Regions from separate parts of the Homo sapiens genome. Here region 1 is linked to region 2. Evidence: read pairs that join two places in POLR2A ChIA-PET (ENCODE). Cell type or tissue: PC-9. All regions are shown on one strand. Each heading gives the region's core, and the rest is flanking DNA. Links, peaks and the distances in the headings are about the cores only.

Region 1 (16,014 bases), core at 4,815-12,814, 70 kb after region 2:
TTGCTCTGTCACCCAGGCTGGAGTGCAATGGTGCCATCTCGGCTCACTGCAACCTCCACCTCCTGGGTTCAAGCGATTCTCCTGCCTCCACCTCCCAAGTAGCTGGGATTACAGGTGCCCACCACCATGCCCAGCTAAGTTTTTGAATTTTTGGTAGAGATGGGGTTTCACCGTGTAGGCCAGGCTGGTCTCAAACTCCTGACCTCAGGTGATCTGCCCACCTCGGCCTCCCAAATTGTTGGGATTGTAGGTATGAGCCACCGCACCTGGCCCAATGCTGTGGTTTGACTAAACTCTCAGCTCTCTCAGGCCGCTTGGCCATTCACTTGTTCAACAATCATGGGGCAAATCTGATGTGCCTGACACTGTGCCAGCCAAGATCAGGAGGACACCCATTTGCCCTGCCCTCCAGGGCCTCACCCTGTAAGGGAGACAAATATGCAAACACATCAGGCTGCTGGTGTTCCAGCAGGTGGAAGAGAGGTCCCAATGAGGCCCAACGGAAGGGGAATTCTGTGGGTAGGGATATGGAAGCCTGAGGAGAAGCTTTAGAGAGAAGGGGGTTCTCAGCTATATTAAAACATTTTCTTTCTCTAGTTACAAAAATAATATTTGCTCCATGCAGAATACATAGAAGGCACAGAAAAGCTCAAAGGAAAACAAACATAAAATAGAACCTCTAAAGAAAATTTCAGGGAGTCTGGAAACATGATGGGGTGGTCAGGGGTGGGAGGAAGCCGGGGTCCAGTGGAGTTTGGAGAAGGGCATTCCAGACGGGCAAGGAACAAGGCACCCCAACATGAATCTGGGACATTTGGTTGCTGTAAGAAGTCAGCTGTGGCTGAAGTCTGGGGTCCTGTAGGCTAGCTGAGGAGCTGACCTTTGCTTTATAAGGAATGATGAGCCTATGAGAATAGTAAGTAGATGAGTGATGTGTTCCTATTTTCCACTTCAGAACAATTGTTCTGGAGGATGGATTGGAAGTGGTGGAGACCCGAAGCAGAGAGACCAGCCAGGAAATCACAGAGAGCATGAGAGGTGGTGGCGGGGAGAGTGTAGTGGGAGAGGAAAGAGGAGAAGCAGTAGGAAGGCAGAATGAATGGCAGTGGAGACTGCTGCGATGTGGGGGTAGGGGTGGTAGAGAAGGAAGGGCTGAGAATGAAGCCCAGGCCTTGGGCTTGTCAGTTGTGTGGCTGGTGGTGCCATTCACTAAAACAGGAAACCAAGCAGAGGAGCAGGATTCAGGTGGGCAAGCGGGGAGGAATGAGTTTGGTTTGGGACATGTTAAGTGTGAGATGGAAACGTGCAAGTGGAAAAGTTTAGTTGACAGTGGAATACACAGGTCTGGAGCTCGAGGGTGTAGATTTGTTCATTTCTTTGTATCAGTTAAAAAATATCTACTGAGCATCTACAATAGATTGGGCTGAGGATTCAACAGCGAATGAGACAGACTGCACCTTTCCCTTGTGGGGCTCACAGCTCCCCATGGAGAGGTAAGATCTGAAGCCATGGAAATGGATGGACTTTCCAGAGGGAGGGGAGAGGTAGGTGCCAAAATGTGAGCATCTCCGGGCTGGCAGCGGGACAGCACAGAGCAAGGGCCTCTTCCCTCTCTCAAATCACAGAAGGCCATCCCATGCACTTGCTCTGCTACCTTCTTAGACTCGCTTTGACTGGATGTCTCCTGGGGTCCCTGTTCCCCAGGCCTGCTCCTGCTAGTGTGCTCATGGACACTCGCATATGTCTGCGATCCTCCCTGTGTCTGCCCTGCTCCCACATGTGGGGTAGTGGAAAAGAATTTCAACAAACTCTGGTTCTATGTGACAAGTAAATCCTATTTAGCACCTGACATTGTTTGAAAGAAACTGTCCGGGCATCATGGCTATTGCCTGTAATCCCAGCACTTTGGAAAGCCGAGGTGGGCAGATCATTTGAGGCCAGGAGTTCCAGACTAGCCTGGCCAACATGGTGAAACCCTCTCTCTACTTAAGAAATAAAAAAATTAACCGGGTGTGGTGGCGCATGCCTGTAATCTCAACTACTCGGGAGGCTGAGGCAGAAGAATTGCTTGAACCCTGTTGGCAGAGGTTGCAGTGAGCTGAGATTGAGCCACTGCACTCCAGCCTGGGCAACAGAATGAGACACTGTCTTAAAAAAAGAAAAATAAACCAAGACTCCTTGCTATGGTCTTTAAAGCCCTTCATGGTCTGGCCTCTGCCCAATTACCCAGCCTCATCTGCAGCCAAGCCTCCCACATGGCCCAGGGGCTACCTTTGCAAACAAACTCCCAATCCCTGATCAGCTCTTGCTCTCTCCCACCTCCAAGCTTTGCAAATGCTCTTTCTCCTGACTCCATCTCCTTCTCCCAGCCAGTCAACCCAGCTGACTTTTTTTTTGAGACGGGTCTCGCTCTGTCACCCGAGATGGAGTGCAGTAGTATGATCACAGCTCACTGCAGCCCCGACTTCCTGGGTTCAAGCGATCCTCCTGCCTCAACCACCCAAGTATCTGGGACTACAGGCATGCACCACTACACTCGGCTAATTTTTAATTTTTTTGTACAGGCGAGGTCTTGCTATGTTGCCCAGGCTGGTCTCCAACTCCTGAACTCAAGCAATCGTCCCACCTTGGCCTCCCAAAGTGTTGGGATTACAGGTGTGAGCCACCATGCCCAACCTGCCCCAGCTAACACTTAATGACCTAGTCCAAGTGCTTCCCATCTGGAGCCTTCCCTAGTCTGCCAGAGTGCACTGCAGGCCCCTCTCATAGGTTTCTGTTATGGCACAAATGTTCATGTCTCCCCAAAATTTGTGTTGAAATTCTAATCCCAAGGTGGTGGCACTAGGAGGTGGGGTTTTTGGGAGGTGATTAGGTTGTAGAGGTGGAGACCCCATTCTCAAGCTGGTATTGCTATAAAAATAAACAAACAAGTCAGTAAATAAAAAGAGACACCAGAAAGCTAGCTAGTCCCTTTCACCATGTGAGGACACAGCAAGAAGGCACTATCTATGAGAAGTGGGACCTCACCAGACATGGAATCTGCTGGTGCTTTGATCTTGGACTTCCCAGCTTCCAGAGCTGGGAGAAATAAATTTCTGTTGTTTATATGCCACCCAGTTTCTGGTATTCTCTTATAGCAGCCTGATGGACTAAGACAGCTTCGCTTTTGGAAGGCCTTATTTTCTCTACCTCCAGATAAGGAGATCCTTTAGGACAGGGCTTGTGTTGTTTTTGTTCATCTTTACACCCCAGTGCGTAGCATAGTTCTGGGTACGTATTAGGTGTTCAGGATTATAAACTGTGCACTGAAGGCAGGCTGCTGTTGAGATCGAGCTCGAGGGGCAGGTGGCCTATGTGTTGGGCAGGGCCGATTTTAGAGACAGAGTTGGTTTTAGGGGGCTGATGTGGGGTGGAGGAAGCCTTGGCATTTGGGGTAACAGCTGGGTGCTGGGGTAGGTGGTGGGAGGTGGGCTGAATGTAGTAGGGGTGGATCTGGTGTTGGCGTAGTGTGGGGTGTTTGCGGGGGTGGTGGACGTTAGAAATGTGGTGTTGAGAGCTAGGCAGGTAACTAGGTGTAGGAGAAAGGGGTGAGCAGAGGAGGGAAGGGGAGGGAGCTGAACGCAGGAGCACAGGAGTCCCCCGAGACCTCTCCAGGGTTCTGACTTTTAATGCTGCTGATCCAGCTCTTCCTCAGTAACCAGCTTCTCCCCAGAAGGAGAGGAGAGGAGAGGAGACCCGAGGAGAAGAGCCTAAAAGGGTGAAGAAGGATTTTCATTATGAAGTTAATTAGCTTCAGAGCCGCTGCACCTTTCAGGACGAGGAATTAGAGGGATTTAATTGCTTTATCAGCCTTCCCTTTGATTTTCAGCAACCAGGCCGATTCCATTTAATTTAACTGCCACAGACGAGGAGAAAATTGATGCGCTCACCTGCCTCGGAGCAGAAAGAGAGAGAGTGGGGAAGAGGGAGAGGGGGAGCCAGAGAGACTGGCAAACACAGAGCCTGCAGATTAATGAAAACCAACAGCATTTGCTCACAATTGGAGATGAAGTGTGCCCTCGAGGTGTTTGGAGCTGTACGTGTGGCCGTGTATCCATGGCTCTGTGTGAGTTTGTGTGTGCGGCCGCGTGGGAGTTTGTGACGTGCATGTGTGTGGGGACGTGACAACGAGTGCCTTGGTTGACATGGAGGTGGGTGTGTGGGTGAATGTTGGTATGTGGCCGTAGGTAAGTGATGGTGGAGGCATGTGATTGACTGTTGAAGACTCTTCATACATTGAAACGACAGTGTGAGGGAGGATGGCTGTCTCTGTCTGCGTAACCATGAACACAGTGACTGTGTGTGTGTGTCATTACATAAATAAGAATTTTGCTCTGTGTGAAACTGCATACCTATTCATCCATTTGTTCAGCAAGCACTGAATAAACTTGTGCTAAGAAGCAGGCACAGTGCTATGGGGCAAAGGACACTGAGATGGAGTCCCTGACCTCAAGGATTCCCAGTCTAACAAGGAGAAAGACTGGTAAATATGCATCATAGTTAGAGTACTGTGCTGCATGGGTTGCCCTGGAAACACTGTCTGGAAGGCCTCCAAGAAGAGGTGGCTTTAAAGATAAGAAAGTCTCTAAGTAGAGAAGGCATTGATGGGGTCGTGGTATAGGAAGCGCATTGCAACCAGATCAGACAGTATGGGTCACATAAAGGGAAGCTGGGGCTGCTCAGGTGGGCAGACCCCGAGAAGAAGGACTCTAGAACATGCTAAGAAACGTAGGATTTCCTTCAGTGGGTACTGAGTTGGAGGTATCTCTCAGATATATGTGATAGAAAGATTGTTGGCCGGGCGTGGTGGCTCACGCCTGTAATCCAGCACTTTGGGAGGCCAAGGCGGGCAGATCACTTGAGGTCAGGAGTTCGTAACCAGCCTGACCAACATGGTGAAACCCTGTCTCTATTAAAAATACAAAAATTAGCTGGGTGTGGTGGTGTGCACCTGTAATCCCAGCTACTCGGGAGGCTGAGGCAGGAGAATCGCTTGAACCCGGGAGGTGGAGGTTGCAGTGAGCCAAGATCATGCCACTGCACTGCAGCCTGGGTGACAGAGTGAGACTTCATCTCAACAACAACAACAACAACAACAACAAAAGATTGCACTGATTCACTGACTGTTGTGTGGAGGCTAGACTGGAGAAGGCAATGGAATGATCTGGGGAGGGGACAAGGCAAAAGGAGGTGAATATTTCTGAACAGCTAGGTTGTAGATGATTCCATAAAGGGGAATATTAGAGGATGAGGAAGTTGAGGGATGATTCAGTCTGGAACATATAGAGTTCAAGTTGCTATGGGACATCCAGGTTGAGGTATCCAGTAGACAGCTGAATATGGGTTTGGAGCTTAGCAGAGAGGTGAGAGGTCCAGCCTGGAGATGGAATTGTCCGCATGTGTAGGCTGTAAACAATGCCTTAGGAAGGGATGAGGCGACTCAGGGAAAATGTTGAGATCAAGAAAAGAGGAGGGTCAAGGACGAAAGCCTGGAGATCAGTCATGTATATGAGACTGGAGAAAGAAAAAGAAATGGGAAAGATGGTGAAGAGTCAGACAAAACAAAGGAAAACTGAGAGAAAGTTAGAGAAAAGAGAACATTGCTGAGAAGTTGAGTTCCATTTTTAGACACGTTGAGCTTGAGGTTTGCTATGAGACATCCATGCAGAGATGGGCAGGATCTAGAACTCAGAGCTCTTAATGTGAGTGAATGCTTGGGGATGTGAGAGTTTATGGGGGAAATCTCGCATGGCTGGAGAATAGGATAAGTGGATGGATGCAGAAAATGATGAGATTGGAGAAGTGGGTAGGGTTATGTAGGGCTTTGAATACCAACCTCCAAGTTAGTACTTTAACCTGAGGGCAGGAGTTGTTTGCTGTCTTTAATAAGGAAAATGACTTGATCAGATTTTCATCTTAGAGATATGACTCTGTCTTAGTTTGATTTTCCCCTAGATCAGAGCTTGAGACAAGGACTTAGGTGAAGGCAGTTTATTTGGAAGGTGATCACAGGGAGCAGTCGTGAGGGAGTGGGGAGAGGGAAACAGAGAAGAAAGCTGGTTGTGGCCGGGCGCAGTGGCTCACGCTTGTAATCCCAGCACTTTGGGAGGCCGAGATGGGTGGATCATGAGGTCAGGAGATCGAGGCCATCCTGGCTAACACAGTGAAACCCCGTCTCTACTAAAAATACAAAAAAAAAAAAAAAAAATTAGCCGGGCGTGGTGGTGGGTGCCTGCAGTCCCAGCTACTAGGGAGGCTGAGGCAGGAGAATGGCGTGAACCCGGGAGGCGGAGGTTGCAGTGAGCCGAGATCACGCCACTGCACTCCAGCCTGGGCGACAGAGTGAGACTCTGTCTCAAAAAAAAAAAAAAAAGAAAGCTTGTTGTCTCTATGGGCAACCAAAAAGCGATCCTTGGAGATCCTCTGAAGAATCACGTAGAATGCACTTCAGAATTGTCCCTTTAAAGGACAGGAAGCTGGGTACTTATCTATTACTGGGTACTCGAAGGAGGTCCCCACTGGTTGACAGTTGCTGCCAGGGTCATTACATTCCCTTTCCTGGGCTAGCTGCACTGAAATCCGAGGTGGGCCAAGAGGAAGAGATGCTAGGAACAATAAAAGCATCTGCCTCATTCTGGCAGCCTCTTGGAAAGTGGATTAGAGAGGGAAAGGTTGGAAGTTGATGATTGTAATTGGAGAGGGAGAGGTTGAAGATAGATTATTGTAATGTCTAGACAATCCAAGATAAAGAACGCAGGAACTGATAGAAGGGCTGTCTTGGAGGCATAGAATTAACAGGACTTGAAGATCAATCTGATATTTGGGGTTTATGGCAGGCAGAATAATGGCTTCCCAAGTGTATTATTCTGTCTTCTGTTACTATAAAGGAATACCTGTTTAGAGGCTGGATAATTTATAAAGAAAAAAGTTTATTCGGCTCATAGTTCTGCAGGCTGCGCAACATGGCACCAGCATCTGCTCAGCTTCTGGTGAGGTCTCAGGAAGCTCTTACTCATGGTAGAAGGCAAACAGAATGGGCATGTCACATGGTGACAGAGGGAGCAAGAGAAATGTCACAGTCTTTTAAACAACCAGCCCTCACGTGAACTAATACAGGGAGAACTCACTCATTACTGTGGGGAGGGCACCAAGCCATTCATGAGGGATCCATCCCAAACACCTCCCACTAGGCCCCACCTCCAACATTGGGGATTGTTGGAGGAATCTTCCACATTTTAATATGAGATTTGGAGGGAACATCCTAACTATATCATCAAGGTCTATATCCTAATTCCAAGAACCTGTGGATATGTTATATTACAGAGCAAGGGGGAATTAAGGTTGCCAGTCAACTCCAGGAGATTTATCCTGGATTATCTGAGGAGATCCAATATACTCACAAGGATTGGCCCTTACAAGTTAAAGAAGGCAGACGGGTCAGAATCAGAGAGAGACTTGAAGATGCTATCCTGCTGGCTTTGAAGATGAAGGAAGGGGCCACAAGCCAAAGAATGCAGGCAGCCTCTAGCAGCTGGAAAAAGCAAGGTAGTAGATTCTCCTCTAGAGCCTCCAGAAGGAACCAGCCCAGTCAATACCTTGATCTGAGCTTAGAGTGAGACCCATGTTAGACTTCTAGCTTCCAGAACTGAAAAATAATAAACCCATGTTGTTTTAAGCCACTAAGTTTGTAATAATTTGTTACAGAAGCTATAGGAAACTAATAAAGGGTCCAAGAAGGATTCTCTAATAACTTTCAATATTTCTAGCTTGGTCCAGAGAGGGAGGAGGAATTCATGGAGAAAGGGAAGAGAAGTAAATTTGGGAGAGCAGCTTCCGAGCTATTTCATCCATGTTCTTTGTGCAACTGGAGGGATTTCCATGTGGAGCTATCCAAATGGAATATGAAGTCAGGGTGTAGGAAAGATTTTGGGGGAAGGGGAGGGCCTCATCAACATGGTGATATTTGAAGCTGGGGAAGCAGATGACATTTCCTGGCAGAGGATGAGGACAGAACCTTGCAGAGATGCCAGAGTGTTGGGGCCAATGGAGAAGCTGCTGCTGCTGGAGGCTCATTCTCTTGATCTCTGTTTCATCTTAATGAGCTTGTTGAGTTCCAGTGTTGGCTCCATGGCCTCCACTCTGTCTTCTCCAGTATCCTCTGACCTTCCCCAGGACCTTGGTTTCTTAGGAGGTAACCTACAGGGCTGCTCTGCTCTGTTGTGCAGGTTGTACACTGCACAGCTCTAAGGGCATCATTCACATAGACTACAATATAAACGTGGTGCCCTCCTAGCATTGTCAGTGCACTACCTTGTGAACAGTACATGACGGCCTGGTTGGTGTGTTTAGAGAGACAGGGAATTGGAATTGGACTCTCCCTTGCCTCTAACTCTGTATCTAGAGTCTTAGCCCTGGCTTGAATCCAGGATGCAAAAGAGGTCTCAGGAGCAAGGCCCAGACAAAGTGGGAGCAGCCCCTGGAAAGATGGGGCTCTGGAGGCTAGGCTCTCAGGTGTCTAGGCCTGGGACCTCCGTCAACCCCCCATTTCTTGGGTGGACAGCTCTTCCCTCTTCCCCCAGCACCCCACCCTGTTGACTGCCTTTTGATTAGAATGTGGACTCTAACTTGGAATTAACCTGATTAATGTAATGAAGGCAGGGCCGGCTCAGCACCGCCTGGTGATGAGGGGAGATGGATTGGGAGCGAAGGCGCTGGGATGGAGGCGCGGCCGTAATTGCTGCGTTTACTGCTACCTGCCTCGCTGACCCTGCTGTTTAGCCCATTAATGATGATGCACAAGCTTCACTTTCCAGAGATAATGACAGAGAATCTTGGGGGAGGGAAACAGAAGTGGGGGTCTGAGGTCTGAGGGAGACATGGATCTGAGGATAGGGCCATGGTGAGGGTGAGGGGTTGAGGGGCCCGGGGCACAGAAGCATATGATGGGACAGGGTGCAACAGTACAAGATGGGGGGCTTGCTCTAGGCTCCTGTCCCCTTAGGATAATTCAGGATAACCACCCACCACTGAGCTTTGGGTAGGGGCTGCAGCAGCTGGCAGGGCTCTCTGTCTGGGCAGGAGGGCAGCACCACAGACTCCCCAATTCAGGAGGGCTTCCTGGAGAAGAATCTTGGAAAGAGGAAAGAAAACCCAGCGGGTGGGCACGAGCTGAGCAATGCTTCTCCTATGCCTTCAGCACCTGCCTGGGACAGGGAGGAGAGCATGTGGGGGTCAAGGCAGAGCCTTGTGGGGCATGGTGTGGGCACACATATATGTACCCATGTACTGAGCCCAAAGAACCTATGCATGTCAATAGGAAGACTTACCACTTCCATTAATTTCTGTTTGATGCCTCAAAGAAGATGAAATTGATGTCCCTAATCTCATCTGCTGCCCCTCTATGTACTTTATCCTTACCTATGTACATCATTCATTCATTCGAGATAGTGGAGAGCTGCCCTAGTTCTACTGCAAACTTTTTGACCCCACAAGGTACACCCCTTCCCCTCTCTGGGCCTCAGTTGGCTGCTCTGTAAATGAAAGAGAGGGACCAGGTGGTCAGCCCTGATATGTGATGATGCAGAGATGCTGCCCGTCTTTCTCGACACCTGCAGCCTGCCTGGTGGCTCTGGGTGGATGGAGGGCCTTCTCAGAGCAGGCCCAAGGACCATGTGTTCCATGCTGTGTTGGATTCCTTCAGAACTGCCCACACCTACATCCTAGCGTTCTGGTAGCCAGTTGGCTTTGTGGACCCACATGAAGCTCCTGGGCATCAGAATTACCTGCTTTTTCTCATACGAGCCACAGCAGCCAGGCCTCCCTCACTGTGCACTAGGGCAATTGATTTGTAAAACAAATTCAGGACTTGACATTTATCCCTTAAATTTCATTATGTTAGTTTTGACCCATTATTCCAAGCTGCCTGTGAGGCCCTAATTTTGTCCTCTGCCATTTAACAAGTTTTACATCTTCTGATGATCTGGCGAGCCTGGAGGTCATTAACAAAAATAGGAACTAGGAACAGCTGAGGGTGGAGTCATGCATCAGAATCCTAGAAATTTCCTTTTGAGCTTACACTCATCTACTTTTTCAATACCTTTCTCCATTTTAACTAGTGGTTCTTGGTGAACCTACATTGGTTACTGCTGTGCATAAATGTTCTCTATTTAGTGCCCTTGCATTGTTAATGATGCATTTTCCAGAATGTAGACTCTATGAGGGCAAGAACCACATTTGCCTGGTTCACCACAGGATCTCCAGTGCCTGGCGATCTCTGTCTGAGATATAGACATAGAAGGTAGAGTACAGGCTGGCACGGTGGCTCACACCTGTAGTCCCAGCACTTTGGGACGCCGAGGCGGGTGGATCACCAGAGGTCAGGAGTTCGAGACCAGCCTGGTCAACATGGCGAAACCTCGTCTCTACTAAAAATACAAAAATTAGCCAGATGTGGTGGTGGGCGCCTGTAATCCCAGCTACTCAGGAGGCTGAGGGAGGAGAATTGCTTGAATCTGGTAGGTGGAGGTTGTGGTGAGCCAAGATTGCACCACTGCACCCCAGCCTGGGCAACAGAGTGAGACTCCTTCTCAAAAAAAAAAAAAAAAAAAAGAAGGTACAGAGTACAGGGTCATTGAGAGAATAATTGGCTCCTCTAGAGAAATGAGGATGGCAGTTGTGTTCTCATGGAGTGACTAGGAATGTCTGTGCGTGTGACAGCCCCAGTGCTTGCCTTCTGTTCTCTCACATCAGGCTTTGACAGGAAGTGATGAAGAGGAGAGGGAGATTTGGTGGAAATTTTTAAGCAAGTACTGAGGTACTTCAAGAGAGAAATGTGGTGTGTGTGTGTGTGTGTGTGTGTGTGAACTTTGGGGTCAGGAAGACCTGGATTTGCATTTTGCTTTAGTTATTTATTAGCTGCATGATTGGAGGTGATTGCTTATCATTTCAGAGCTTCGGGTTTTCATCTGTAAAATGGGGCAAATAATATCTAACCCCCCTCAGTTATAAGGATGAAATATAACTAGATGGACGGCGACTGGATGTGGTGGCTTACGCCTGTAATCCCAGCACTTTGGAAGGCCAAGGCAGGAGGAAGACTTGAGGCCAGGAGTTCAGGACCAGCCTGGGCAACATGACGAGACCCCATTTCTAAAAAAAAAAAAAAAAAAAAACAATAAAATAAAAATTTAAAAATAAAATAAAATAAATGATGGAGGAAGCCCCTAGCACGTGGCTTGGCATTGTGCCTAGGAATGATAGTCTCACCCTCTTTGCCCCCTCCCTCTTCCTTATGTGGACTGAAACTCTCAGGGAGAAAGAGAGGGAGCATGAGGAATGTTATTTGTGCTCCAAAGTATCTCTGTACAATTACGAAGATACTGTAAAGCCAACCTTGACTTTTTATTAAAAGCTGTTTCCTTAGCTGGGTGTGGTTGTGAATGCCTGTTGTCCCAGCCACTCATGAGGTTTAGGTGGAAGGATCACACGAGTCTAGGAGTTTGAGACCAGCCTGGGCAACATAGCAAGATCTTGTCTCTAAAATACATGCATAAATAAATTAAAATGAAAAGTTGTCTCCCCTTATTATATGGGTTATCAATGTTAATTGAGGAAAAGCTAGATTGAGACATGCAAAACACAGCATCGCCTGTAACCCTACTGCCCACACGTGTGTGGATCTCTGTCTACAGGGGGCATGTTGTACTGTTTAGTTTTTAGACACACTGAATTAAAGTTTTCAGGAGAACTTCCAGGTGGAGGTGTCAGCTAGGCAGATGGAAATGTGAGTCTAAACTGTGGGAGAGTGATCTGAGCTAAAGACAACAGCCTGGGCAGTTGTCTGCTTGCATGTAAGTGGGCTGTTGCAGCTGTAGGAAGGAGTCTGGGGCCTGAAGGAGAGGGTTGGGCTGAAGGCTGAGGGCAGAACCCTGGAAAGCACCAGCATTTGAGGGTCAGGTGGAGTTAGAGGAGTCAATGATCAAGACAGAGAATCACCAGCAGAGAGGATGGAAGAAAGTCAGGGGAGAGTGTTGTCAGGAAGCCAAGTGGAGAGAGAGTTTCAAGACAGTGGAGTGGGCAGCTGCGTGACATGCTGCAGGGATGTCACACAGGATGAGGCCCCAGAGAGCCATGAGATGTGCAGCAGGAGGACATAAAGATCTTAGCTAAAGCAGCTTCCCTGGGGTGGTGGAGGCAGAAGCCAGGTGACAACGGGAATGGGGCTAGAGGTGGGAAGGAAAGTAACAAGTGTGGGCTACTCTTCCAGAAAGTGTGGTGAGGAAGGGAAAGGGTCCTATGGGGTCCTGGACTGTGGGGGTCAAGGGATGGTAAGGTGAGCACATGTGCACACTTGGAGGTGTAGAGGTGGGGAAGGGACAGTGGAGAGAGAGAAGAGAATAGTTGAAGCAGAGTCATTATAAAGTATGACTTAATGGTTTATAAAACACCTCTGAGGCTGGGCGCGGTGGCTCAAGTCTGTAATCCCAGCACTTTGGGAGGCCAAGGCGGGTGGATCACCTGAGGTCGGGACAGCCTGACCAACATGGAGAAACCCTGTCTCTACTAAAAATACAAAATTAGCCGGGCGTAGTGGCACATGCCTGTAATCCCAGCTACTTGGGAGACTGAGGCAGGAGAATCTCTTGAATCCAGGAGGCAGAGGTTGTGGTGAGCCGAGATCGCACCATTGCACTCCAGCCTGGACAACAAGAGTGAAACTCCGTCTCAAAAAAAAAAAAAAAAAAAAGAAAGAAAGAAAGAAAGAAAAGTAAAGAAAAGAAAAAAATCTCTATATCTTCCACAAAGTCTGCTGAGGATGTTATCCATTACGTAGGTTCCTCCCTTCCACAAGGAACCACATGAGCGGCGGGATGCACAGTGGTTAGGAGCACAAGCTCTGGAGTTTGCAAACCCTCATTTGAGTCAAGGCTCAGCCATTTACCGACGATGAACTCTTGGGCAACCTCTCCAATCCTTGGTTTCTTCACACGTAAATTGGGAAAATAATACCGAATTTATGTGATTGCCATGCAAATTAGATGGGATGATAGATATTTAACCTGTTATATAGCATCAGGTTTATAGAATTAAAAAGGGAGAAGTTATTACTATTATTACTTCTCATTAAGAGTTCAGTCACAGGAAACAGACACCCATTCTATATTAAGCAGAAAAGAATGTAATACTGGGAACTGAGGGAGTTCTAGGCTGCTTCTCAGCAATGACTCCCAGGACCTTCTATGGTTTGTCTCTGAGGTCTGGCTGAACTCTGTCCACACCCATTCATCCTTCTATATGCTGTCTGCAGAGCTTTGAGGCACTAGGTAAAGACACGGAAGAAATTTGGGTACAATAGGATGTGTCGGAAATGATGTTTCATTTTTTCTGGTTTTGGAGTTCATGCTTCCGGAGGGAAAGGTGAAGAAGGCGTTTGAGCTGTGAGCTTAAAGATGGTTCTGAAGGCCTCAAGTGGTGGCTCACACCTGTAATCCCAGCACTTTGGGTGGCCACACCAGGAGGATCGCTTGAGCCTAGGAGTTTGGGACCAGCTGGGCAACATGGCGAAATCCCATCTCTACACAAAATCTAAAAAATTTGTCAGCTGTGGTTGCGCCTGTAGTCCCAGCTACTTGGGGGGCTGGGGCTGGAGAATCACTTGAGCCCAAGAGATCGAAGCTGCAGTAAGCTGTGACTGCACCACTGCGCTCCAGCCTAAGTGACAGAGCGAGACCCTGTCTCAAAAAAGAAAAAAAAGAGAAAACAAAACAAGAAGATGGTTGTGAAGATTAAAAATGAGGATTTGCTTTAAGTTCTGTGCAGGGGTGATCAGAGAAGTTTTAAGAAGAGATCTGCTGCCTGATTAAAAGAGCTTTAAACTGCAAGTTGATAATGGTATGTCAGGGAAGGAAAAACCAAAAATCTTTAAAATTGGATGCTATGGGGACTGCAGGTGTGATGGCTGCTGTGGTGTCATAAAAGGAGGAAGGCTTTAGGGTCAGGCAGACCTGGGTTTGAATTTAGCTTTATTTACTAGCTGCGTGATTGATTGTCATTTTAGAAACTCAGTGTTTTCATCTGTAAAATGGGTTAGCTTCACCTCACCTTCCTTTGACCTTGTCTCTCCCCAGTCCAGGATCTCATGGTCTCCTTTCCCTTCATCACCCAACTTTCTGGAAGAGTCGATATTATTGGTAAAATTTACTCCTCTCAGTTGTGAGGATTAAATGCAGTGATGGAGATAAAACCCCTGCCCATGGCTTGGCATTGTGCCTACAAATGGCAGCCCCATCCTCTTTTTCTCTCCCCTCCCTCCTCCTTATATTACGGGAGAATGAAATTCTCAGGGAGAAGAGAGAAGCATGTGGAGGAATGTTATTTGTGCTCTAAGATAGCTCTGATTTACCAGAGTCTGGGAAGTCAACCTTGACTTTTTTAAAAAAAAGCTGTTTTCCTTCATTACATGAGTTATGAATGCTAATTGAAGAAGAACTGGAAAATTCAGATGTGCGAAAAAAACATCACCTGTAATTCTTCCACCCATATTACCGCTGTTAATATTTTGGTATGTAGACTTCTGGACTTTATTTTTATGTGTACATAATGAAGGTTTTTTGTTTTTGTTTTTGTTTTTTTACAAAAATGGAATTATAAAATCATATTGCTTTGTAAACTTTATTTTTCACTTAACAAGGTATGGTGGACACTTTTTCATGTCAGTGAATATAGCTCTACAATCCATACCAATATTGTTAATGGCAGCAGAGTAGTCTACTGTAAAAAGGTTCAGATAGGTGTCAAGATGATATGTAATCAGGAATCTGCTGTCAGTGACTTCAGGGGATCCTGGAAATTAGGAGGGGTGCTACGGGGTGGAGTTGGACGAATACTGCCATCATAGCCAGCAAGGAGTAGGCTTTGGATATGGAAATTAAAGAGTGTCCAAATTAATGCTGATTCCTGGCAAAATTCTAGAAATGATTATTATATATGAGGTCTGGCAATGCTTAGCAAGGAGAATGATGTTTGGCAGAAGCCAGCATGAGGTCTCTACAAACACATACCAAAGGACAGCATATCATGCTTCTTTTGTTGATAAGGATACAGAATGAAGAGGTTAGGGGAATGCAGAAGGCACTGTTTTTATACTTACAACAGGGCATAAAGCAGCTTATCATTGTATTCTTGTGTATGTGATGGGAAAATGTGGGCTGCATGATGGCCCTGCTTGGAAGATTCATAGCTGGAGACTCACTCTACCCAAAGAGACGTGATGACAGGTTTTCTGTCTTGCCAGCATGACGTCTCTGAGCCTGTGACTCAGCCCTGGCCACGCGATGTTTCTATCAGTGACTCAAATGAAGATGTAGGTGTCCAGCTCATCACACCTTCAGATGACACAAAGAGGAACAGGCTTACTAATAGATTGGGTGACAGAATTGAGGTTCAAAATGATCTTGGCAGGCTGGAATGATGACCCAACATGAGCAAATGACATTTGGAGAGCATGGATGTAGAGTCCTGCAGGCAGGTTAAAAAGATCAGAAGTGCAAATGTGGGCCCAGGAGTCTCGGCTTAGAAATGAATCACGTGAAAAAGACAAAGTTTATCTGACAGCGAATTCATTGTGAGTCAATTGTGTGGCACTACCAGGAGCCTGTTGACTCCCAGGCTGCCTCGGTAGATGCAGGAAGCCTGGAAGAAGAAAGGTCAGTGTTCCCACCGGGCCCCATAGTTTGCTAGGTTCAGGCCTGGGGACCCCTAAGAACAAAGTCCAGAGGAGGACAATCCCTATGGTGAAGGATCTAAACACAAAGTCTTGTTTTTTGTTTTGTTTTGTTTTGTTTTGTTTTGTTTTGTTTTTGAGACGGAGTCTCACTCTGTTGCCCAGGCTGGAGAGCAGTGGCACGATCTTGGCTCACTGCAACCTCTGCCTTCCAGGTTCAAGTGATTCTCCTGCCTCAGCCTCCTGAGTAGCTG
Region 2 (16,014 bases), core at 3,632-11,631:
CAATCTAACTGAGTAGTTACTATAGTACTTGTTGATACAGAAGCTTTTATACTGGAAAAAGCCCCATCCATGCCCTCCCATATAAATGTCTTTTTTTTTTTTGAGACAGAGTCTCACTCTGTCCCCCAGGCTGCAGTACAATGGAGCAATCTTGGCTCACTGTAAACTCCACCTCCTGGGTTCAAGCAATTCTCCAGCCTCAGCCTCCTGAGTAGCTGGGATTACAAGTGCCCACCACCACACCTGGCTAATTTTTGTATTTTTAGTAGAGACAGGGTTTCACCATGTTGGCTAGGCTGATCTCCAGCTCCTGACCTCATGATCCACCTGCCTCGGCCTCCCAAAGTGCTGGGATTGCAGGCATGAGCCACCACTCCTGGCTGATACAAATGTCAAGAGTAAGAAACTTCTACATTTATCTGCATGAAGGTCCGAAGTATCTAGAGTAACACCAGAACTCCATACATAAGCATCAATGATACCACTGATATTTAAAAAGTTACCAATTGAGTTAACTTTCTGGAATTATCATATCTTAAATTTAAGATAATTATTTAAGTGGATTTAAGCGTTAAATATGAATGGGGAAAAGAAACACTTGGTTGGATTTGCATCCAAAAAAAAAACCATATATACGAATGGGGAAATATTAGCATACAATTAAAATTCTGAAAATGTATATAGGTACCACCATAAACATGAAAAAAGGTTAAAAAGAAATTTAGGTATGTAAGCATTAGAAGATCCCTTCTAAAACTAACTATAATAGTGATTTATCACTGTGGTGAAGGGTTCAGGCACAACTAACACTGACTGTCCTGTACAACTATCTACATTATCCCTTTCTTCATAATCTCTTTATATTGACTCTTTTTGCTACATTCTAAGCCACTGACATCATGGATGTGCTACATTAATTTTTTCTGCAGTAATGTGCAAATAAAATTATGTTTAAAAGCTTTTGACTTAGAAATATAGTAGGAGGCAACTATAACCCTCTAAACATTCCTCTTACCCGAAACAGCCACTTTAACACAGGGACAGGACACTGGACATAGTGATAAGCAGACGTAAGGAAACCTTGTGTTGTCAAAAAAATCTGATCTGTTTTTCCCGATCTGAAAAAATAAAGTAAAATCAACATGGCTATTAACTTCATGGCAAAATACTTCTACTATCACCACCAACACATCTGACATAATCAGAGAAATGAGCAAGCAAACTGTCTTCAGTCCATAGAGGTGGACTCTATACCAATATGGATGAGTTACTCATAAAATAAATTTAATTGATGGCCTAAAGCTGATCCAATCTGTTGGCTAGGCTCCACATTTAACTGGCAGACAAAGCTACATTTGCTGGTAGTGTTGAGAAAGAGCCTATCAAGTCTCAGACTGGGGAAGTACTTTAAAAAATTGGCAGCAGAACTGATGTGATCTCTCTAGAGCTGAGATATCATGCACTGAGAGAAATTAGATCAGTTTGGGCACTGTGGTGGAGATTACTAGTTGCACATCCCAGCATCTATTTTTGCCTTTCTTCTTGGTAACTGAACCCTGATCTGTAGCTGCAAACACTGGCTGCCTGAAATAAACATCACTCTCTGGCTTCCCTTGTGGCCAAGTGTGGTCATATTGACTAAGTTTTCTATTCAACTAACTTAGTGTGTGGGAATGCTGTGTGGAATTTCTGGGAATTTGAACTAAAGGCTGGAGCTAGAACAGCACCCGAAGCTAGGTGCTAAGAATGGTGGAGAAGAAAGATTATATGGTAAAACTGGCACTCCAGCCCTGGACTTCCTGCTTTTATACTTCTTTCAAATATACTTCTTGTTTAAACCACTATTATTTTGACAATCACTGTTATTATACACTGATCTTAATCATAATTAATAAAGGCATGAGATGTGTCAAACAACTATCCTACACTGCTTCCTATAATTAAAGAAGAAAACATAAAGATCAATAGTAATAAGAGGATTAGGAAACTTAATAGGTCATAATAGAAATTAACCTTTTAGAAGATTACGTGAGTCAGAAGTGTTTTAGAGTAATTTTTTATACATATAAAAGTAAAATGTCTATTTTTCTACTTACTTAAGAATAAGTTTTTCTACAGCACTTTGTCCAATAAAACCAGAGTCTCTTAAATCCAAGGTATACTGATTGAAAATTTTTCCAGAATTGAGGAAATTAAATATTTCTTCACCTGGATGATGATCAGGAATAGCATCAATTGTAACTGAAAATTTCTTTAGAAATTCCCTGAAACATAAAAAAAGTCAATCAATACCAAATTGTTACACTACATATAGTTTTGTATTTAAAAGCTGGGTGCAAAGAAAACCATTTTTTAAGCCAATGTTAATCCCAAATTAGAAGACTAGCATGAGAAAAGTATGCTTTGCTTCTTCCACTTTTTGTAGTTGTTAGTCAAAAGCCACTAAATGTGTCTATGTGAAAAGAAACAATAACCAGGAGAAAAGATAAAAGATGAAACCTGGCCCTAACATTTGCCTTTCAAACCCATTACAGACAGAAACCTATCATAAATTATTCACTAACAGCCATCAATGGCCCATTTATTTTACAAAAACAAAACTAAAAAATGTAAAAACTTTAATAAGGTAAAATACATTATGAAAAATGCTATACTTGTGCTCTTCTAAGAGGCCATCCTCATCATCTGTACTGTCTTCTTCTCCAATTCTGATTGGGGATTTAATGCCTCGGCCTTGCCTTATGTCTTCTTGTAGTTGCTTCTGCAGTTCATCTAGCCTGAGAATTGGAAAGAATGTTATAACAGTTTACTCTAAAAATATTTTTAAAAAGTCTTTAGTTTATATCTAAAAGCAGCACAAAGAAAACCCTTATTAAGTACCCTGGTATATAACAAATTTTGTTATACTATCGGTCAAATTATGTCTCCCAAATACATCACGACGTACAATTTTCATGAAAACAGATATATTTCAGGTGCTAGGCTTTTACCCAGTTACCAGTGTGGCATTAGAATAGTGTTCCACTGCATAAAAGACTTGAGGATTTCCATAAAGCTAGAACTTCAAGAATGATCTGTCCAAACCACTCACAGAATGGGAAAGGAAAAATGGCAAAGAATAAACATCACTAATTTGATTATCCTCTCTACTCTTTAAAGTTCACTGGGTTCTAGATGCCCAACAACCTGATAAGTTAACTAGGCTTTCTAGCAGCAGTAGTTGTCACTGTCATCATCATCACAACACCTAACATTTACCGAGCACTTAATATGTGACAGGCACTGCACTAAGGGCTTTATATATTAACTCTTTTAACCCTTACAACAACTCCATGTAGTAGTTTATAACGCATTTTATAGATAAGAAAACCAACATTAGAAAAGCAAAGTAACTTGCAAGAGCTTGTAATGCAAGGATGTGGGATTCATAGCGAGAGAGTCTAGCTCTAGAGTCCTTGCTTATACTGCCTCTCCAAGATTAAGTTATTTTAAACAAGGTCCTTACCCCAGCCACAAACAGTGGATAAGTACAGCTGAGGAGTAAATAACTAGTAAATGTACTGTTCTATCATTATAGAAAAGGGTCAATCATTCAATTAAACTAGTACTACTGTCTTTCATTTGTGAAGTGCTCAATTTTAAAGGAGGAACTTCAGATTTCATATCACAGATCACAAGAATTCATGAAATATTTAAAGAATTTTAAATACAGACAAGTTCTCTAATTAAATTCAGAAAGGGGGAAGCTTTTGAACTACTAATCATCTGAAAAATTCCTAAAGTTAGCTACTTGGTTATCAAGTTTGAGATATGTAGCACATACCAACTTCCATGTAATCAAGTCAGCTGAGCTGTTAGTGAAGTTCTCCAGGCTAGGTTCAAGGACACTCCTTGAATTAACAAGGAATATATTTTTCCCCTCTTATTAGCAAAACCTGTCCATAATTAGTCACATAAATTTCATTAAGATCATTATGATCCTCAACTTTTCTCTCTCTCTCTCTCTCTCTCTCTGTCTCTCTCTCGTGTGTGTGTGTGTGTGTGTGTGGGGGGGGGGGGGGGTGTTCATCATAATTCTAAACTTTTTCCTCAAAAGAGTAACTTGATAGAAATATTTCAGAAAATTCTACCTGTGTGAACCGCCCCACCCACCAAACAAGCCAATTAAAAACAGGCAAAGAATCTGAAAAGACATTTCTCCATTTGTATAACAAATGGCCAATAAGCACATGAAAATATGTTAACATCATTAGTCATTAGGGAAGGCAAACCAAACAATAAGGAGATACCACTTTACTGTTAGGATGGCTATTATCAAAACAAACAAAAAACAAAGATAAAATAATGTGTTGGCAAAGATGTGGAGAAACTGGAACCCTTATTAATTGTTGGTGCAAATGTGCAATGGTGCAGCCATTGTGGAAAACAGTGTGGCGGTTCCTCAAAAAATTAAACGGAATTACCATATAATCCAGTAAGTCCACTTACGTGTATATGCCCAACAGAATCTAAAGGAGAGACTTGAAGAGATATTTGTATACCCATGTTCATAGCAGCATTATTCACAGTAGCCAAAAAGTGGAAGCAATCCAAAGGTCCACTGACAGATGACTAAAGAAAATGTGTTATATACATAATACAATGGAATAATCAGCTTTATAAAGAACGGAAATTCTGACACATGCTACTATATGAATGAACTCTGAAGACACTGCCCTGAATGAAATAAACAGTCGTAAAAGGACAAATATAATACCACTTACATGAGATAACTAAAACACAGTCAATTTCATAGAGACAAAGTAGAAGGGTAGTTGCTGAGGGTGGGAGGAAGAGGAAAATGGGGAGTTATTGTTTAAAGGGTATGGAGTTTCAGTTTGGAAAGATGAAAAAGTTCTGTAGCTAGATGGTGATAATGGTTGCACAACATATAAATTTACTTAATGCCACTGAACTGTACATGTAAAAATGGTTAAAATGGTAAATTTTATATGTATTTTCCATTAAAAAAACACAAAAAATTCTACCCATGCTTTCGATCTAGAATTTCAGCTATCAGATACTAGTTGTAATAAACAGAAAGGAATTTATATTATTAGTTAGTGCAGTATACTATAAAAACCTGGATCTTTTGATCCAGTCTATGAACAAGAGAACCCATCTTATTCCCTTTTTTTTTTTTTTGAGATGGAGTCTTGCTCTGTTGCCCAGGCTAGAGTGCAGTGGCGCAATCTCGGCTCACTGCCACCTCCGACTTCCGGGTTCACGCCATTCTCCTGCCTCAGCCTCCCCAGGAGCTGGGACTACAAGCGCCCGCCACGACACCCAGCTAATTTTTTTTTTTATTTTTTAGTAGAGATGGGGTTTCACCATGTTAGCCAGCATGGTCTCGATCTCCTGACCTCATGATCCACCTGCCTCGGCCTCCCAAAGTGCTGGGATTACAGGCGTGAGCCACTGCGCCTGGCCCCCCACTTTTTTTTTTTTTGAGACGGGGTCTTATTCTGTCACCCAGATTGGAGTGCAGTGGCTCAATCACAGCTCACTACAGCCTTGACCTCCTTGGGCTCAGGTGATCCTCCCAACCTCAGCCTGTTGAGTAGCTGGGACCATAGGTATGTGGCACCATGACTGGCTAATTTTTGTATTTTTTGTAGAGATGGGGTTTCACCATGTTGCCCAGGCTAGTCTCAAACTCCTGGGCTCAAGAGATTTGCCTGCTTTGGCCTCCTAAAGTACTGGATTACAGGCATGAGCCATCACACCTGGCCTCTTTTTTTCATTTGAGACTGGGTCTCACTCTGCCACCCAGGCTGCAGTGAAGTGGCGCCATCACGACTCACCGCAGCCTTGAACTCCTGGGCTCAAGTAATCTTGCCTGGGTCTCCCAAAGTGTTGTGATTACAGGCATGAGCCACTGCGTCCGGCCAACATATCTTATTCTAACACAGTTGACAACAGAGTCCAAAATGCACGCTAATTTCTCATGATTTTTTAAAAAAGGTAAATTAAAAGTAAGCCACACAAACAAGCAAAATGTTAAATTTAGCAAATTAATCTTTATGCTAACAAACCTTTGTGTGTCTTCCATTTCCTTCACTAGACGTTCTAAGGTATTTGTGTAAGTTCCAGGATGAACATGTCCCTAAAACAAGAACATTTAGAAATACTTTACCACATGTCTTAGTAGAAGAACTGGGATGTTTTAAGTAATTAAGGGTACGAAAGACTATTTTCTATTTCAATAATCTGGGCCAGGATAACACCTTTCTTAAAGGATAATTTTCACCATCATGCTTTAAATCTAGTATTTTGCACTGCAGACAATTTGATTTTACTACCTATTAGGAAAGGCAGTACTTATAAAACCCTGCTAACTTTGAGATGTGACTGCAAACACTCAAGGACTCTGTGGCTACCCTGTCTTTACTTTTAAATTCTATTTTAGTAGAATCAAACTACTAATTTTTAGGTGTTACCATGGAATATTAACACCTTCCCCACCAAATTTTACAGACATCTTAGAATTTAATTCAGCTTATTCCCAAGATAGAATGAAGCACTTTATAAATAAAATTGCACACCACAATCAACAACATTTCTACACTCTACCTTCATTTACAGATGTGGTCTCCAAAGCAGGGGGTGTGCAAGGTGATCCATTGGGGTGCAGGAAGAAAATAATAGAACTTCTATTTATATGGAACTTCTATAGAGACTCCAGTAGAACTTAGTCTATAGTAACTTCTACGTCACTTCTACAGGAAAATACTTATTTTTCTCTTCTTCTTCCTTTTAAATTCTGTTTTTGCATATGCTTTAGAAAGTACACAGTATTACAGTGGTACATATATATAATCTAAAGGTATACATATATGTTGGGGTACATGCTCAAAAATTGTTAAGTGTGTGTGATCAAAAGAGTTTGGAGACCACTGACTTACAGTAATAAAACTAAAGATATGGAAACTCATTTACCAAACAAGAATTATTCCATTTTCAGTACAAATATGAGTTATAATAAATACTAAATTTTAAAGTAAGTTCCGATAATCCACCCCTTTCACTAATTAATCATCTTTCCCTCTTCAAGTAAAGATAAACGTCACAGAACTACTTACTGTATAGTCTGATGACTGAGATCTAAGCCCCTTGGAAAGAGCAGGAGGCTTTCCTGTAGCTGCAGGAGTCTGATTGAAGTTCAAAGCCATTATTTCTTCCAGTGACTTTAATGTTTCCTCTTCCTCATCACTGTCTAGGTTGTAACCTAAACTTTCTTCATCACTATCAAAATCACCCCTTAGTTTTCTTTTCAGTGCACTGCTACCTGCATTGGAATTTCCTGAACTCTCTCCTTCTGAAGGGGCTTTATCTGAAGGTGCTGCAGGGCTTGGGATACATGGCACAACTTCCAAAGCAGCAGGGGGAGACTTTGTAGGAGTGCCATATTCTGAGCGCAAAGGTCCCCCAGAAATTTTCCCTGAAGATACATTAGAATCGGCCTTATTAGTCTTTGCTTTGTGTTCCTTGTGTTTGGTGGATTCTGTAGAATGCCCAGAACATTCTTTAGATGAGGAACGCTCTTTATCTTTTTTAGAAACTGGAAGAGCACAATTTTTAGCATTTAATGGTACTAGAGAGGAACCAGCACTTGGAACACGGGAAAGTAAAGGTAGTTTTGTCTCCTTCTCCTTTGTCGTGGAGCTAGCGGTTTTATTTTTCTGAAGGTTGCTAGCTTTTTTAATTGCAGACTTTTCCTGAGATAAAGGTAAGTGGGGTTTCTGCATCTTAGTCTCCTTGGTACCTGCCACTTGGATTTGGTCACTATTCCTGGTAGAATGGTGGCCAGAATTGCCAGAATTTGAAGGTGCCAAGCCTGCAGAAGAGCCATCAGTTTCATCACTCGGTTCCTTGGATATATCTTCTAAGCGCAACACATCACCAGGTGTCTTCAGTGCAATATGTTTTATAAATTTTTCTTTCTGATGTGGTCCATCAGGACGCTTCTCAAGGAAGGACTCTCTTGCTTTTGGTATCATAGATTCTCTTGTGCTTTTCAGATCTGAGTCCACAGAGTTCCTTTTTCTTTTTTCAGGGAATTTATTCTGCTTAGAGCCTGCTAAAATTTAATTTTTGTTAGATTAGTGAAAAATATACTTTCCAACTTTAGTAAAGTTTATTCAGTGTCTAGAACACCCTAATGAAAGGTTTAAAATTCTAAGTATTAAGGCTGAGATTAGTCACCATATATGGAATGCAGAAAAAGAGTTACTTATCAACTGGATAAATACTGGTGTCCAAGAAATTTAAAGCTAATGACAAATGCTCATTTTCATTCCAAAGCTATGAAAAGTTTACCACCTTAACAGAATTAAAGATGCCACTCCCTAAAACAAACAACTGCATATTTGTACCAAGTTAAGGATGCCATAGGTACTTCTGGAAATTCTTTTAGACCTAGGACTACCTGGTTGCAGAAATGTAACACTTCTACATTTAAATGTATAGTACCTTAAAACACGTATAGGATAAACACTTGAAGGCAGATAAATGTTAATTTCTCATTAAAAAAAAAAAAATCACGCTGTGTCCCAATGCAGTATGACTGGTGTACTTACAAAAGGTGTCTTTGTCTTTGGAGACAAAGACAGACATGCACAGAGGGAATACAAGGTGAAAATACACAAGGAAAAGATGCTATGTGACTGGAGTGATGCAGCTGTAAGTCAAGAAATGCCAAAGATTGCAGGCAAACACCAGAAGCTAGACGAGGTAAGGAAGTATTCTCCCCTAGAGTTGCCAGAGACATTACGGCCCTATTGATATCCTGATTTCAAACTTCTAGCTTCCAGAACTGTGAAACAATAATTCCTGTTGTTTTAAGCCACCCTGGTTTTGGCACTTTGTTATGGCAGCCCTAGGAAACTAATATAAGCTATATTTATTATAGCCCCATCCAGAAGTACTTTAATAACCACATACATTTGAATGAACCAGTTTTTAAAAATTCATATTGTGGGCTGAGTGCGGTGGGTCACACCTGTAATCCCAGCATTTTGGGAGGCCGGAGTGGGCAGATCACTTGAGGTCAGGAGTTTGAGACCAGCCTGGCCAACATGGTGAAACCCTGTCTCTACTGAAAATACAAAAATTAGCCAGGCATGGTGGTGCGTGCCTGTACTCCCAGCTACTTGGGAGGCCAAGACAGGAGAATCGCTTGAACCTGGGAGGTGGTGGTTGCACTGAGCCAAGACGGCACCACTGCACGCCAGTCTGGGCAACAGAGCAAGACTCCGTTTCAAAAAAAAAAAAAAAAATTCACTTTAACCTGGTGCAGTGGTGTGTGCCTATATAGTCCCAGCTACTCAGGAGGCTGAGGTGGGAAGATAACTTGAGCCCAGGAGTTCAAGACCAGCCTAGGTACCAAAGCAAGACTTCAACTCAAAAAAACAAAACAACAACAAAAAAAAACACAAAAAATTCACTATTTGTGCAATCAGTATTCCCCAAACCAGATTTCCCTAAATCAAATTTTCTGCACATGGACAGATGTCTCCATTCCCCAAGAGTTGCTTTAAAAACCTAAAATGGCTGGGCACAGTGGCTCATGCCTGTAATACCACAACTTTGGGAGGCCAAGGTGGGAGTTCGTGAGCTCAGGTGAAACCCTGCCTCTGCGAAAAGTACAACCCCGTCAATCCCTTCTCTAGTTAGAAAATTTCTTATCTTTTGGCCATGTCTAGTGGCTCATGCCTGTAATCCCAGCACTTTGGGAGGATCACTTGGGCTCAGGAGTTTGAGACCAGCCTAGGCAACATGGTGAAATAGTCTCTACAAAAAATACAAAAATTAGCCGGGTGCAGTGGCATGTGCCTGTAGTCCCACCTACTTGGAGGCTCAGGTGGGAGGACTGCTTGAGCCCCGTGAGGCTACAGTGAGCTGTAATTGTGCCATTGCACTCCAGCCTGGGCACCAGAGTAAGACCTTGAATCAAAATGAGTAAATAAAATAAAATAAACCCGCCAAAACCAAACTTGAGAGGCAATTATTATTTGGATAGCTTGATCAATATATAATCTGAAAAATTCAATTTATAAAAATTAAATTAACTAATTAACAAATGCCCTTATCTCTGCTCTTTTACAGATATCTCCCATTACCTGAGGAAATCATTCCATCCTATTCAGTTTTCTGGGGTTAAATGTCTTACAAAAAGGACAGGGGTAACAGGATGAGAAATTAAATGACTAAACAAAAGAGAAGATTTGGCTCATTATCTTACTTTTAAGTATGGGATTACAAAAAATGAGCTACAGAGCTGCCAGTTTGAGTTTTGTTCCATTTTTCTAGAGAAGTCAGATAATTTAAATATAGCTAGAAATGAGGAGAAATTCCTGCTTTGCTCAGGCATTATTCAGGGTTGATCCAGGAGGAGACAAACACTGTTTGTGGAAGATGTTTAGGATAAGTCAGCTTATTAAGGGGTTTCATCATCTAGAATTAGAGAAAAGTGAATTGGTACTGCAGGTAGGATCCCCTTTAGCAAGCTCTTCAGGTCAGGTGATTAATTGCAAAATGTTCATAATTCTTTTTGTATCCTTTGTCAGCCTGTAGAGAATATTTGTTTTACAGTTTTTCAAATATTTCAAATATACTAATACATAAAATATTCATATAAGAGAGAGATTGAGTTTGTAAAAAGAAAAAAAGGAGGCTGGGCATGGTGGCTCACGCCCGTAATCCCAGCACTTTGGGAGGCTGAGGCAGGAGGATTGCTTCAGCCCAGGAGTTCAGTGCTGCAAGTGAGCTACAATCTCACCACTGCACTCCAGCCTAGGAGACAGTGAGACTCCATCTCAAGAAAAAGGAAAAATCCAAAGGCCATTAATAGGTGATTGGTTATTAATCAGTTACGAAATGTACTAGCAATGGATTAAATTTCCCCTCACAATTCAGCCAAAAGACAGGGCTCTAGAAGACCAAAGGGCTAAATGCCTAGTCTAACATTACTTCTGAAATCCCTGAACTTGTATGTGATTAATGATTGCGTGATTATGTACATTACCATGACAATTGATTAAGTGTATTAACAAGATGAACAAGACATATCATTTGGATTTTTATTTTTATTTATTTATTTTTTTCGAGATTGAGTCCTGCTCTGACACCCAGGCTGGAGTGCAGTGGCACCATCTCAGCTCACTGCAACCTCCACCTTCCAGGTTCAAGCAATTTTCCTGCCTTGGCCTCCTGAGTAGCTGGGATTACAGGCTTGGGCACCATGCCCAGCTAATTTTTGTAATTTTAGTAGAGACGAGGTCTCACCATGTTGGCCAGGCTGGTCTCGAACTCCTGACCTCAGGTGATCCATCTGCCTTGGCCTCCCAAAGTGCTGGGATTACAGGCATGAACCACTGCGCCTGGCTTAGATTTTTAATAATTTTGCTATCAGACACAATAAGCATTCTTCATGCTATCTAGATTGAAATATCCCCTTGTCCTTTACATGTTGAAATTCTGTTGATGTTAGTCAATTGAAGTATAAATGTATATTTATTAAGAGTATAATGCTATAATTATTAGTGATTATGAAACACATGCAAAAATATTGGTAATAAAAATATAAGTGACGGCAACCATCATAAGTCAGCCTCTGAAAATATGTAGAAAGCATCTTTTCCAAGCAGTACTCAAAAACTTTGCTAGGTGGGATTATATAAATGAAACTACTTTAGCCACCATGAATGAAATTTGCAAATCCAGGAAATGAAAAGATTTTTTCAAATCTTAAGTCAGAGAAAAAAGAAAAGGAATAATGTGGTAGCCACACCACCAGCAGCAGCCCCTTATATAAAATAATATTTTGTTCTTCCATTAACTTTGGTGCAAGGTGATCATGTATTTAGTATTAAAAATGTGCAATACAGTGAGTGCAGAAGCAATCTCCTGGCTGAGAAATTCCTGTTCTTCTACAATAATGTCAAAATTCACTAAAATTTGGTCATAAAATCAGCAACATTATAAAAATTAAATAAACAAAAAACACACAAAACTTTAGATTTATTCCTGTATCCTAGAAGTTCCTTCTATAATGGTAAAATATGGTTTCAGCCTTGGCTGAAGATTGATTTTACCAGTTGAGAGTTCTTGGTCAAAATGCAATGCACCTCTAAAATATAAATAAAATGAAGTAGATGAAACCTGAAGGAGGAATTAGAACTGACTCTCTGTACTTTGGCTTTTCCATCTCTAAAAGTAAACCACTATCATATAAAGTTATGAGGTTCAAACGAATTAGAAGCACATAAAATGGCATAGCACACAGTAAGTACTCAATGAAAGCCAGCTATTATTATCGTGTCCAATGTATCTTACTGAATGTGGGAATTTGTTTTTCAAAATGTATAGTCACATCAGGAAAAAAATCGGATACACTAGACTATTAACTGTTGTTAGTTGTGGAGACCTTTCATTTCTTGTTGCAAACTTCTGCAGTGTTTGCCTTTTTAATCTTCTATTTTCTAGTTTTAAAAAAAGATAAAATGTACTGAATTAACAGATTTGTTATTTTATATTTTTTTCAATCAATAAATGCTAAAAGTACAAACTAATGTCATGTAGATATCCTTGAAATTTAATATTAAAAAGGGATCCTTGGATTTGAAATATTAGAGAACACTGCTTTTTATCATGGTAACAGTCTCAACCCTATACAAAGCATCTTCAACATAATACCAACAACTCAGTCTACAATTCCAAGATAATAAGATTATGTTTCCTGGGGGCCCGGTGCAGTGGCTCATGCCTGTAATCCCAGCACTTTGGGAGGCCGAGGTGGGCAGATCACGAGGTCAGGAGATCGAGACCATCCTGGCTAACGTGGTGAAACCCCGTCTCCACTAAAAATACAAAAAATTAGTCGGGCATGGTGGTGGGCGCCTGTAGTCCCAGATATTTGGGAGGCTGAGGCAGGAGAATGGTGTGAACCCGGGAGGCGGAGCTTGCAATGAGCCAAATTACACCACTGCACTCCAGCCTGGGCGACAGAGCGAGACTCTGTCTCAAAAAAAAAAAAAAAAAAAAAAAAAAAAAGATTATGTTTCCTGATGTAGCCAAGGATTCAGAAGGAAACACTGAATACCAGTATGAGAAACATACTGTTAGGAACTCCTGAAGAGGGCAGAGATTCAAGACAGATTACAAATTATATGCACTAGGTCAGGTGTGGTGGCTCATGAGCTCAGGAGTTTGAGACCAGCCTGGGCAACGTGGCGAAACCTCGTCTCTACAAAAATACAAGAAATTAACCAGGCATAGTTGCCCACATCTGTAGTCCCAGCTACTCAGGAAGCTGAGGTGGGAGAATCATTCGAGGCCAGGAGGTCAAGGCTTGCAGTTGAGTCGTGATCATGCCACTGCATCCCAGCCTGGGTGACAGAGTAAGACCCTGTCTCAAAAACAAACCCAAATTATAAGTACTAGATTCAGGGACTAGTCTTTTTTAATATGATCTTACCAAACTCTTAATTAATATGAGACACTTAATTCATCCCCAAGAAGGGAACTGCATATTTAAACAAATTTATTTTAAAAAGCAGTGCCATTAAAATGGAAATTTATTTAGAAATCCATAAATTTAATTTTGATTCTACCTGAAGTAGGTTCCCATGAATCAGAAGAGGATCTTTTTCTTGAGAGATGTCCATTTTCCTATGAGCACAATGAGATAAAATTAATTAAGTGTTGGGGACAGTAAAGAATGTGAAGGCATTCTTCCTAACATTTAAACACAGATTTCTAGATTGAATAAGGCAAGCACCCATATTTGGAGGTAAATCCTAATGTCTATAATAAAATATTTAAAGATCTTAAGGTTTTTGTCATAAAAATTAAGGGCATTTGTATCATAAACATGTAAAAATATCATAAAAATGAAGTCAGTTTTCAAAATGCTGATTTACGTTTATATCAATAATTCAAGAATATTATATTAGAACACTGTATTTTTGAGACAAGGTCTCGCTCTGTCACCCAGGCTGGAGTGCAATGGTGTGATCAAACTCACTGCAACCTTGATCTCCTGGGCTCAAGCGAGCCTCCCACCTTAGCCTCCTAAGTAGCTAGGAGAACAGGCACATGCCACCATGACTGGTTATTTATTTATTTATTTATTTGTAGTAGAGCCAAGGTCTCGATATGTGGCTCTGGCTGGTCTCAAACTCCTGAGCTCAAGCAATCCTTCCACCTAGGCCTCCCAAAGTACAGGAAGCAGGAGGATCGCTTGAGGCCAGGGGTTCAAGGCCAGCCTGGGCAGTATAGGGAGACCTGTCTCTACAAAAAAATACAAAAATTAGTCAAATATGGTGGCAGGTACCTGGAGTCTCGACTACTTGGGAAGCTGAGGTGAGAGCATCATTTGAGCCCAGGAGTTTGAGACTGCAATGAGACATGATCACGCCATAGCACTCCAGCATGAGCAACAGAGCAAGACTGTCTACACATAAATAAGTAAGACTATACTTGCCTTAAAAAAAAAGAATGCTTACTTTTCTGACTAAAAAAGATCTTTGTTCCCAGTCTGAAAAAACTAAGGATAAGAAACACTGCTTTACTGAGTTCGATGAAGGGCAACTGGAGGAAATGTAATGAAACCAGCTTCTACACAAACTGTGCATAAGTATTTCCTTCAGGAAAGACGTCAATGTGATGTAACAACTCTTAAATATTTTTAAATTTAGTATTCTAAATATGACATAGCAGTAGCAATGCTAATTCAATAATTCTTACACATACCACATTTGACAGATTATTTTTTCCAGGTATGATGTCATTCTGTTTCCTTTGTTCCTGCCTTGGTTTATATTTTCTTTCTATACTAGATTTTAAGGAAAGACTGCTTGCTTCTGAGAAAGAATTCTCGGAGTTGATTCTCTGCTCCATTTGCTCCTTTCTCAACCTCTTTAGTTCTCGTTCTCTGCAGTAAGAAGCTAGTGACAACTGGAATTTAGCTCCCAGTGGGCTTTCTTCCGGGTGGTGCCTGGACAGGCTGCTCCTGCTGCTAAGGCTTCTGGAGCTGTTATTGAAGATGTCAGCTTCTGCCACTGTGGTCTGCTTTTTGGAGTCTGCATTGGTTTTGCCTCGATCTCTATCATTCTTCTCATTATTTTCATGAATGAATAGTGACTTCCTTCTCTCTGGGGATCGATGTTTTTTCTTTAGTGACTTCATCTCCTTTGGCAAGTGATATGAAGAAGGAACATAGATATTTGTTCCTTTGGCTAAATATTTGGAGGCTAGTGACAGACAAGGCCGACGTGACTCATGTATACCATGATCTTCATGGTGCTCTTTAACACCTTTCATGAAAGCTTCTATAATAGGGCTCTTTTCTGGTGGCACCCTTTTGGGTTTAGATTCTTTTGGTGAGGATAGTTTCCTTTCAAACTGCTCTGTCCCAGTGATAGACAATCTACTTCCTCCATATTTGATGTTTGATTTTTGTGGTGAATCCAACATGTGTCTGTCTAAATAGCCAATTAAAACACATACAAATTGCATGTTAGTAAAATATTTAATATTTATCTAAATTATTAATGTTTAAAATATAAATTAAACTATACTAATGTTACCACAAAAATTTTCAAACCAACAACTTGGATAATGATACACACTTTATTGGGGGGTATAGGAGAAATTAAGAGATGATTTATTTGTTAAAAGCCTTAGTTTCATAAAGCTCTCTTTTGGTACATCATATAACCTCCCTATGGCTCTATAAATTACTGTATTAGAGAATCAAAATAGTATGTATTATGAACATTAAATTTTTTACTAGAATAATATTTTAAATGTAAGAAAACATAACAGCAAAAAGACTTTCATATTTAGAACTTCAGTTTATCCTTGTAAAACAAAATACTGCATCTTCATTTTATTTTCAATTTTGAACACTACGTTTACTAAAACAGTTTAGAGTAGGTTTTAAAGTTGAATCTGTCTCTCTCCTCACCCCCA

What was found. Peaks named below come from ENCODE experiments on the same cell type or tissue, not always from the same donor. Only the 100,000 strongest peaks of a DNase experiment are listed, where the experiment ranks them.
Region 1: POLR2A ChIA-PET joins it to region 2 with 6 read pairs; 4 of 35 experiments call an interaction of 5 or more read pairs at or near these places.

What each region holds. Positions count from the first base shown.
Region 1 is chr10:100,847,050-100,863,063 of GRCh38, reverse strand. No RefSeq gene overlaps it. Among named protein-coding and RNA genes, the nearest start is that of SLF2, 58 kb to the left of the region's middle. RefSeq lists an enhancer at 14,834-16,014. In PC-9, for the core only: no CTCF peak of the experiment used is centred there; no DNase peak of the experiment used is centred there; H3K27me3 peaks cover 5,856 bases.
Region 2 is chr10:100,916,080-100,932,093 of GRCh38, reverse strand. SLF2 (SMC5/6 complex localization factor 2) reads right to left here. Exons shown (of 20, transcript NM_018121.4): 3 at 14,794-15,524; 4 at 13,653-13,710; 5 at 7,122-8,119; 6 at 6,075-6,145; 7 at 2,655-2,777; 8 at 2,097-2,264; 9 at 1,016-1,118. Among named protein-coding and RNA genes, the nearest start is that of SLF2, 11 kb to the right of the region's middle. In PC-9, for the core only: no CTCF peak of the experiment used is centred there; a DNase peak (open chromatin) is centred at 8,353; H3K27ac peaks cover 1,376 bases.